2 separate regions of the Homo sapiens genome follow, and region 1 is linked to region 2. A link is a contact called in ENCODE Hi-C or POLR2A ChIA-PET data. All regions are on one chromosome and are shown on one strand. Each heading gives the region's core, a stretch centred on a gene start or an enhancer-like site at or near the end of the contact. The rest is flanking DNA. Distances are from core to core; before and after follow the strand shown. Region 1 holds the start of DNM2 (dynamin 2). Region 2 holds the start of SHFL (shiftless antiviral inhibitor of ribosomal frameshifting).

What was found. Hi-C counts contacts between places; a loop is a spot of excess contacts on that map. ChIA-PET counts read pairs that join two places held with the same protein, here RNA polymerase II (POLR2A). Pooled maps may share reads with other maps.
Region 1: a loop to region 2 is called in a pooled map, with 5 times the contacts of the local background. The contact joins the promoter of DNM2 here to the promoter of SHFL in region 2. A Hi-C loop is called at or near these places in 1 of 50 pooled maps. POLR2A ChIA-PET finds 5 or more read pairs at or near these places in 2 of 52 experiments (BJ and naive thymus-derived CD8-positive, alpha-beta T cell).

What each region holds. Positions count from the first base shown.
Region 1 is chr19:10,716,249-10,721,112 of GRCh38, forward strand. DNM2 (dynamin 2) reads left to right here and starts at 1,831. Exons shown (of 21, transcript NM_001005361.3): 1 at 1,831-2,155. The coding sequence starts at 1,995. MIR638 (microRNA 638) reads left to right here and starts at 2,156; the gene lies at 2,156-2,255. RefSeq lists enhancers at 910-1,099, 1,290-1,409, 2,850-2,989 and a silencer at 1,690-2,359.
Region 2 is chr19:10,082,994-10,087,780 of GRCh38, forward strand. SHFL (shiftless antiviral inhibitor of ribosomal frameshifting) reads left to right here and starts at 3,324. Exons shown (of 8, transcript NM_018381.4): 1 at 3,324-3,455; 2 at 3,936-4,059; 3 at 4,258-4,307. The coding sequence starts at 3,435. RefSeq lists silencers at 3,023-3,242, 3,313-3,592.

The DNA.
Region 1 (4,864 bases), core at 581-3,080, 630 kb after region 2:
TGGGATTACAGGCATGAGCCACCGCACCTGGCGCTTTTTGCCTATTTCTTTGAGACCTGGGGTTTTGGGTCACAAAACAGGCAAATGCCATGAGCCACCCTCCTCCTCTTTCTCCATCTTCTTGTGCTGCCTCAGGTCAGAGCACTTACCTGCTCCTGCCTTCTCACTGGGTTTCCTTGTCTCTGGCCTATTTGTCTCCAGAGGGGTCAAAACACTTCAAATCCTCCTATTTGTCTCTGTCCACTGTCAGGAGTTCCAGTTCCCAGAACCCCAATTTTGCCTACAAAATAGCGTGTCTTTTCACGGGGAGAGGATTTGTTGAGTTTTAGTGGGTACTCAAAAAGATCTAAAGCCAGTTGGGGGGGTTCACACATGTAATCCCAGCACTTTTGGGAGGCCGGCCTGTGAGGGTCGTTTGGGCGCAGGAGTTTGAGACCAGCCTGGACAACACAGCAAGACCCTGTCTCTATAAAAAATAAAATAAAAATAATTAGCTGGGCATAGTTGCGCACGTCTGTGGTTCCAGCTACTCGGGACGCTGAGGCGGGAGGATCGTTTGAGCCCAGGTGCTTGTTGAATTGAGCTATGAGTGCACTACTGCACCCCAGCCTGGGCAACAGAGTAAGGACCCAGTTTCTAAGAAAAGAAGATTCATTAGCTAGACGCGGTGGCTCACACCTGTAATTCCAACACTTTGGGAGGCCAAGACGGGCGGATCACTTGAGGCCAGGCGTTCGAGACCAGCCTGGCCAATATGGTGAAACCCCGTCTACTAAAAATACAAAATTAGCTGGGCGTGGTGGCTCACACTTGTAATCCCAGCTATTCGGGAGGCTGAGGCAGGAGAATTGGTTGAACCGGGGAGGCGGAGGTTGCAGTGAGCCAAGATCGCGCTACTGCACTCCAGCCTGGGTGACAGAGTGAGTACCCCGCCTCAAAAAAAAGAAAAGAAAAAAGATTCATGATCTGCTAAAGTTGAAGAAGTGGGGGAAAACATTGGAGTGTTAGCGGCGTCAAGATCGGGCGTGAGCAGAAAGGGCACAGCATTTGCAAAGGCGTGGAGGAGTGATTTTATTGCGTTCTATCCCTAGGAAGCAATGACTTGGCCTCTACCATTTGCAGAGCGCATTGGGACCCTGCTCCCAGAGCTGGTTTGCAGTCTGGGAACTGAGATGCGCTCTGGGACTTGTAGTTTTCCCCAGTGCCAGGAAACTCAAAAATCGAGACATCGGATCCCACCACGAGGTGTCGCCCTTGAGCGAGTACGGTGGGATCTATCCTATACTTCAGAAGGCTGTTGCAGACATCCAACAATCACAAGGAAGAACGGGAGTTTTTCTGATTGACAGATATGGTTCTCAATGATAGTCAAGATTCGGATGTTAAAGCCCGCCCTCTTTTGCCTGGTTGGCTGGAGCAACGAAGTGATATTTATATGAACCAATGGGAAATTCTTAGGGAACGAGGTAGTAGCTCAATCCCCAACACCATTGGTCCACATTGTCTACTGGCACGTCTGCCTGCCAATAAGATGGTGGAACTTCGCCAATGGGCAGAGCCAACGTGCCTTTTTCGGAAACACCCCCTTCCTCTCTTGACAACTTGCTTTCTGCCGCTATTGGCTGTTGCACAACAGTGACGGTTCTTTTGTCCAATAAGTCAGCAAGACGGTCCCCAGGGGGAAGGTTTACTCAACCATAGGCCCGTGCCTAGTTTTTATTGGCTAGTGTATCCGAGTGGCGGTGCAGCAGGCCAGTCGCGTGCGGCGCGAGTGCTTTGGGCGCAGCCCCCGGGGCCGGGGCGGGAGGTCGCTCGGGTCGGGTGTCGCCTGAGAACCGGATGAGGCGGCGACCGTGAGGCCGAGCCGGGAGCGGGCGTCTTGCCGAGGCCCGGGCGGGCGGGGAGCAACGGCTACAGACGCCGCGGGGCCAGGTCGTTGAGGGTCGGCGGCGGGCGAGGAGCGCAGGGCGCTCGGGCCGGGGGCCGCCGGCGCCATGGGCAACCGCGGGATGGAAGAGCTGATCCCGCTGGTCAACAAACTGCAGGACGCCTTCAGCTCCATCGGCCAGAGCTGCCACCTGGACCTGCCGCAGATCGCTGTAGTGGGCGGCCAGAGCGCCGGCAAGAGCTCGGTGCTGGAGAACTTCGTGGGCCGGTGAGCGGGCGCGGCAGGGATCGCGGGCGGGTGGCGGCCTAGGGCGCGGAGGGCGGACCGGGAATGGCGCGCCGTGCGCCGCCGGCGTAACTGCGGCGCTTGCGTGCCCGCGGCGGGGAACCGGACGGGGTCGGGGAGGCGGGCCCTGTGGGACGCCCTGGGCAGAGGACTCCCTGCAGGGGCTCCGGAGCAGGCCCGGGCCCCAGGGGCGGTGTCACGGGCCAGGGCGCCGTAGGACAGGAGGTGCGCTGGAACCCTGCGGTCCATCTGGTCCCAGCTTTCGTGGGTGAAGTCTGCCATCTGGTTGGCCGTGGGTCTGGGGTAGATCCCTCTTCTGCTCTTTCGGGCTGTCCATCAGAGGTGAAACCGGCCATCTAGATATCTATTGGGGCGACCGCTGCGGTCTGGCTGGCTTGTTCTTGTATCTGGAGCTGCCCCCGCCGTCTGGTTGGCTGTCTCTCTGTCCTGGGCAAGCCTCCCTGCCACCACCATTTGGTTGTCCATCTGTCCAGTCCCACCTGGCAGCCCCCTGCTGTCTGGCTAGCTGTCCAGGGTGACCTCTGCTGTCTGGCCGCCCATCCGTGCCCCTCACAGACTTTAACACTGAGCAGTCCCTCTGTTGGGTGACACCAGCTGGCCTCTACTGTCTGACTGGCTAGCTGACTCCTAGGGGACCCTGTTTGATTCTCTCTGGCTGACTCTTACAGCTTGATTCCTGGCTAGCGCTGGCTCCTCTCTTCCGTGTGAATTCTTCTGTCTGTCTGGCCATCTCCTAGTCTGCCCATGACTACCCCTGAGTGTCTGGCACAACGGCTCTGGAAAGGGGTGGTAGGAGGGTAGAGGGGAGAACAGAGCTGAAGGAGGAGGTTTGGACCCTACTTCCCCTCTCAGCTGGAAGGAGGACTCTGGGGGTACCTTACTTCAGGATTCCTTTCCGAGTGCTAGAACACAGGGGCCCGCCTCCCAGCTACAGCCTACAAATTGGGGGCCCTCCTTTGGAGCCTGGGAAGGGGCTTCTTGCGTGATCAGGCCTCAGTGGCTAGCGCTGGGATGTAGCCTTCTCTGGACAGCCTTGAGAAGCCGCGGTGTGCCCATCTGTCCAGTGGGCAAACTCCACTCTCTGGGGCTGTTTCCAGGATTCAGGAAGCAAATGAATGAGAACAGCCCGTGCAGCCACCTCTCCCTCCCACCAACCCCTCTTGCCTTTCTTGTCTCCCAGATGGGCGGCCACTTCTCCATTCCAGGAACTACTCATTTGTGGTGGTGTGGCTGCCAAATGATAACATCCTCCTCCTGTCATTATTGTCATTGTTATTGTTGTTATCATTGTCAAGGGATAATGTCCCTTCTTGATTCAACATCTTGAATCCCAAGTAAGGAGTGGGGTGGAGGCTGTGTTATCATCCCCACCTTAGCTGAGCTGGGAGGCTCAGAAGGGACTGTGATCACCCAAGGCCACTAGGCTGGCGTAAGGCCTTGTGTCTGCCATCCCAGAGCCTTGGGGCTTTGCTCCAAGCAGCACAAATCTCCTCTTTTGCTACCTTGTCTCTAGCTCATTGCCTTCTGTCTACCGTGGTGGAAAGGTGTGGACTTGCAGCCAGCTGGGCCTGGCCTGATCTCAGGCTGGACTGTGGTGTGGGCCCCTTTGAGTGACCATCTTCCTGCCTGCCCAGGCTTCTGGGACGGGGGTGGGGGGTGTTTGCAAAGCTCTGTCTCTTTCACTTGCCTTGTGACCTTGCACAGGTTGTCTTGGCCTCTCTAAGTCTTGGTTGACTCTCCTAAACAAGTTTATTTTATTTTATTTATTTATTTATTTTTTTTTTTTTTGAGACAGAGTCTCCCTCTGTCATCCAGTCTGGAGTGCAGTGGAGCAATCTTGGCTCACTGCAACCTCTGCCTCCCAGGTTCAGGCCATTCTTCTGCCTCAGCCTCCCGAGTAGCTGGGATTACAGGCGTCTACCACCAAGCCCAACTAATTTTTGTATTTTTAGTAGAGACGGGGTTTCACCATGTTGGCCAGGCTGGTCTCAAACTACTTACCTCAAGTGATCCTCATGCCTTGGCCTCCCAGAGTGCTGGGATTACAGGTGTGAGCCACCAAGCCTCGCCCCAGGAGTTCCAAGACCAGCCTGGGTAACATGACAAGATGCCATTCTACAAAAAATAAAAAAATTAGCCAGGTAGGGTGGTAGTCCCACACCTGTAGTCCCAGCAACTCAGGAGGCTGGCCCTGGGAGGACTGCTTGAGCCCAGGATGTCCAGACTGCAGTGAGCCGTGATTGCACCATTACCCTCCAGCCTGGGTGACAGAACCAGATCCGGTTTCAAAAAAAGAAAAGAAAAAGTGCTTACTTACCTAACGCACTGCCTGGCACATAGTAGGTCTACATGGATGGGGCTATTGTTGTTTATCTGGCTGGTTCCTTTGCTATCAGGGACAAAAGCTAACCAGAATGAAAGTGCTTTCACGTTACACACTTAAGCCTTATGAGGGAGGCATTGCTATAATCCCCATTTTACAGAGCAGGAAACTGAGGCTCAGATAGCTGAGCAGAACACTCTCACTGGAGGCTGTAAAGTGAGGAGTTAGGTGTTCTGGGTTGGGAACCTGGGTCTCTCTCCCATCCTTACCTCTCCTCAGTCCCTCTACCCCTTGCCTTTCTCTCCTGTCTACCATGGTGTCTGGCAGCTGCCGGCCAGTATGGAGCT
Region 2 (4,787 bases), core at 2,074-4,573:
CTCAGGTGATCCACCTACTTTGGTCTCGTAAAGTGCTGGGGTTACAAGAGTGAGCCACCGCGCCTGGCTGATGGGGTCTCACTATGTTGCCCAGCATGGCCTCGAAATCCTGGCCTCAAGTGATCCTCCTGCCTTGGCTTCCCAAGTGCCGAGATTACAGGCATGAGCCACTGTGCCCAGTCAATGAGCTTTTAATGTACATAATGTGGCTGAAGTGATGTGGGACTTTCAGGCTAGATCATAAAAAGATACAACTTCCACCTGGCTCTCAGCTCTTGGAAGGTGCTCGGGAGGCCAGCTCCCATGCTGGGAGTACACTCATGCCACTCAAGTATACTGGGAGGAATCGAGGCATCCCGCCAATCATAGCACCCATCTGCATGCCCTGAGAGTGAGCCACCTTGGAAGCAGATTCGCCAGCCCCCGTCAAACCTTCAGATGACTGAAGCCCTGACCAACTCCTTAACTGCAACCTTCTGAGAGGCCCTGAGCCAGAACAGCCCAGCAGCAAAGCCATTTCTCAAGTCCTAAGCTACAAAGACCACATGAAATCATAAGGATGGACCAGGTGCAGTGACTCACACCTGAAATCCCAGCATTTTGGGAGGCCAAGGCAACAGGATCACTTAAGCCCAGGGGTTCAAGACCAGCCTGGGCAACATAGTGAGACCCCCCCGCCCCCAGCTCTACAAAAAAGTATAAAAATTAGCCGGGAGTGGTGGCACATGCATGTAGTCCCAACTACTCGGGAGGCTGAGGCAGGAGAATTGCCTGAACCCGGGAGGCAGAGGTTGCAGCGAGCCGAGATCGTGCCACTGCACTGCAACCTGGGTGACAGAGCAAGACTCTGTCTCAAAACAAAAACAAAACCCAAACAAAACAACAACAAAATAACAAACAAATTAGCCGGATGTGGTGGCACATACCTGCAGTCCCAGCTACTCAGAAGGCCAAGGCCGGAGGATTGCTTGAGCTCAGGAGGTTGAGGCTGCAGCGGAGCTATGATTGTGCCACTGCACGCCAGCCTGGGTGACAGAGTGAGACCCCGTCTCTTAAAACAAATTTAAAAAAATGCTAGCTCTACGAGGGCAGGGATCTTTGTTTTGTTTGCTGTCATGTCCACAGTGCCTGGAACAGCATTGGGAACAGAGTACACGCTCTATGTGGTTGCCACGGTGATTATAACCTAACAGACCTTTGGTCTGCATATTCTGCGCTAAAAAAAAAAATCAAAAAACAAAAAACCTACCAGATCTGATTTATGTCAGGGCTAGCTCAGACTCTTACCTGTTTCCTGCCCACTCAGTGCCCATCTCGGCCAGTGAATGGGACATAGCTATGACCTCCCTCTGCACTGGGCAAATAGATTAGTAACTGGCAACTATGACAGGCGATCCACTCCAAACCTCGCCACTTCCCTCAGGATAAAATCCCAGGTCTTCTGTGCAGTTTCCAGCCCCCATCCTGCCTAGGATTCCACCATTCAGCCACAAGGAATCATGAACTGCTTGTAGTTTGCAAATACAGTAGTCTCCAGAGTGGAGTACATACACCCTATAAACAAAGCTTTGGGGTTCAACTGGAAAAACTTTAGAATATCTAGATTTGGGGGGTTTTATTGTTTGTTTTTTAGTCTTTTAAAAATAACTTTTTCCTTTTCTTTTTTCTTTTTTTAAAGACAAGGTCTTGCTATGTTGCCCAGGCTGGTTTTGAACTCCTGACCTCCAGTGATTCTCCCACCTTGACCTCCCAAAGTGCTAGCATTACAGGTGTGAACCATCATGCCCAGCTCCATTTATCTATCAATATTTTATATAACAGTTAACAGAATATATTGATATAATTGTATTTGTATATAATTTATAAATAATATCCATCTTTGAGGCCAGGAGTTTGAGACCAGCCTGGGCAACATAGTGAGACCCCGTCTCTACAAAAAAAATAGAAAATTAACCAGGCATAGTGGCATATGCCAGTAGTCCCAGCTACTTAGCAGGCTGAGGCAGGAGGATCGTTTGAGCCCAGGAGTTAGAGGCTGCAGTGAGCCACCATCAAACCACTGCACTCCAGCCTGGGCAACAGAGCAAGATCTTGTCTCAAAAAATAAATAAATGAATAAATATCCATCTGGGGGTGTAACTTTAACACTTTTACCTATAGGGGTGTGCAATGGAGAAAAAAATTTGGAGTCGTTGAACACAATGCTATTTTGCTCCTCAGAGAGTATCCGGCAGTCTCTGGAGACGTTTTTGGTAGTCACAACAGGGAGAGTAGGGAACCACTGGCATCTAGTGGGTGGAGGCCAGGGATGGTGTTAAATGTCCCCCAATACACAGGACAGTCCCCCACACAAAGAACTAGGCCGCCCAAAGTGTCAAGAGTGCTGGGCTTGAGAAGCCATTGCCCAAAAACCCCAGACTTAGTCTTGCTTTGGGGGCTCTGCACGGCTGCCTCATCTCCCCACTCTATTCCTCCCCTAGCTAAGACCTCCAATTTCAGTGACTCTACAAAGCATCCCCTCCTCCAATGAAGTTGCCATCTCTGTGTCCCCAGGCTGGGCCAGAGCCCCACCACCTAAGGGCTCCCTGATGTGCCCTGTACTGGGTTAGAATTGTCCGTCCCACGGGGTTCTTAACCATTGCAGATTCCCTGGATCCCTGAGACAGCCGGATTCTACCGGGCTACTAGAGACCAAGAATCTGTATTTTTCTCAAGCACCGCTCCCCCCAACCACACACACACTGCCTGCCCCTATCAAGGGCACACAGCAGGTGGCCCAGTGACTAGTTGAACGCCTACTGCAAGCCAGGCGCTATTACGCGATCCACTCGGGAATCTTGGCACATACTCCACTCCATGGTGTAGACACCAGGATTCTCCCCATTTCACAGAGGGGTAAACTGAGGTTGAGAGAGGTGACCGTAGCTAGGACAGAGACTCAGGGCAGGAAAAGGGCCCAGGTCCTCATGAGCGCCAGATTCCCGGGGAAGGAGGGAGAACAGAGAGGAGGGTGATGAACTGGGGGAGCGCGCGCTGGGTGGGGGGGCGCGGGGCCTCGCCGCGGCCTTCTGATGCGGCCCCGCCCCCACGAGGGACGTGAAGACGCGGACCCCGCGCAGCGTGGGGACATGTGACCGACTGCAGAGGCCGCGCCGCCTCCCCCGTCCGAGGTCTGCGCGCTCCGCCGCAGGGTGCAGACCCGGGGCGCCCGCCTGGGTTTGGGGCGCAAGAGCAGAGGCGGAGCCAGGGCGGAGCCAGCGCGCCGGGTCCCCCCTGAATCGAAAGCGAAACAGGGGCCGGGGAGGAAGGGCGGAGCCGGCCCCGAGGCACCGCCCCCTGCCCTGCGCGGCTGCTGGACCGACGGGCGCACCCAGGTAGGGGGGCGGCTGAGCCGCGCAGTGCGGACCCTCGCGGGGAACTGCGCCGCCGCCACCATGTCTCAGGAAGGTGTGGAGGTAAGCGATGGCTACGGCTGGGCCGGGGTCAGCCGCGACAGACCCCGAGGAGCGGCCGGGAGGCGCGGAGGGGGCTTCGCAGTTCCTGGGGACCCCCATCCTAGAACCCCAGATCCTTACCCCTGCCTGGCGCTCGCCCCCCTTGAAAAGGAAAGTGACTCCCACGTTTCCCCAGAGCGAAATGAGGCCTCCCCGAGGAAAAGCGGGGGCTGCAGGGTCAAAGGTCAGAGGCCAGAGATAACCTGGCCGCCCCCCCACACCTTAGGCTGGGACGCTCGCCCCAGTCCGCGCCTTCCCCCAACGCCCTGTGGGGACTTTGGCTTTTTCCAGGAAATGCCGTAAAGGGATGAAAGGCGGGGGGGGGGCGGCGGAGGCCAAAACCAAGGGTCAAGTTCGGGCCGGGAGAACGGTGCCTAGAGATGGGGGAGGGATGATCCCGTTTCCCCTTCCCCCACCGGAACCCCCCTGTCTCCATCCCAGCTGGAGAAGAGCGTCCGGCGCCTCCGGGAGAAGTTTCATGGGAAGGTATCCTCCAAGAAGGCGGGGGCTCTGATGAGGAAATTCGGCAGCGACCACACGGGAGTGGGGCGCTCCATCGTGTACGGTGAGGCTGCAGGGGTCCCGGGCCTGGTGCGGGGACCGCGCGTGGGAGCGCCGAGGGGGCGTGGTCTAGGGAGAGGCGTTGAGATCACCTCCCCCGGAGGTCCCAGCCTTGGGGAGGCTCTGCGTCGCGGCTCTGGGTGGCCTGGAACTCCCACAGACCCTTCAAGGGCCCTTCCCTTATATGCACTCTCCCCCGCAGGGGTAAAGCAAAAAGATGGCCAAGAACTAAGTAACGATCTGGATGCCCAGGTAACCTATCCCCTCCCCTCGCAAAGGACCGGGTCACGGGAGGGAGAGCAAGAGGGGGGACCCGACCCGTTCATGGTGACTGACCCCCCTCTGAAACAGGAGGGACCAGGCATTGTCGGTCCATAACTCATCACCCAATCTCACTTTTTCACCTCTCCATCATTTGTCCGGCCAGGGAGCCTGCAAACAGTAGGCGCTCATTATGTGCTGATTGTATTCAATGGGGGAGAGAGCCATGAAACTAAGCAATGAAAGGAGCCAGGATTATTGCCATCATAGCGGGGGCGCAGAGGTCAGAGAAGGCTTACTGGAGGAGGAGGTACCAAGTCTTAAAGGATGGGGAGGAGTGAGCCCTGGGAGGGGAAAGGGAAAGAAAGGCAGGGGTCTTGGGGTGGGGGAGGGAATGGCATAAGCAAAGGCTGGGAGGTGGGGAAGGGTTGTTAGTGGCAGTCTCTAGAAAGGCTAGGATGAGCAGAGGAT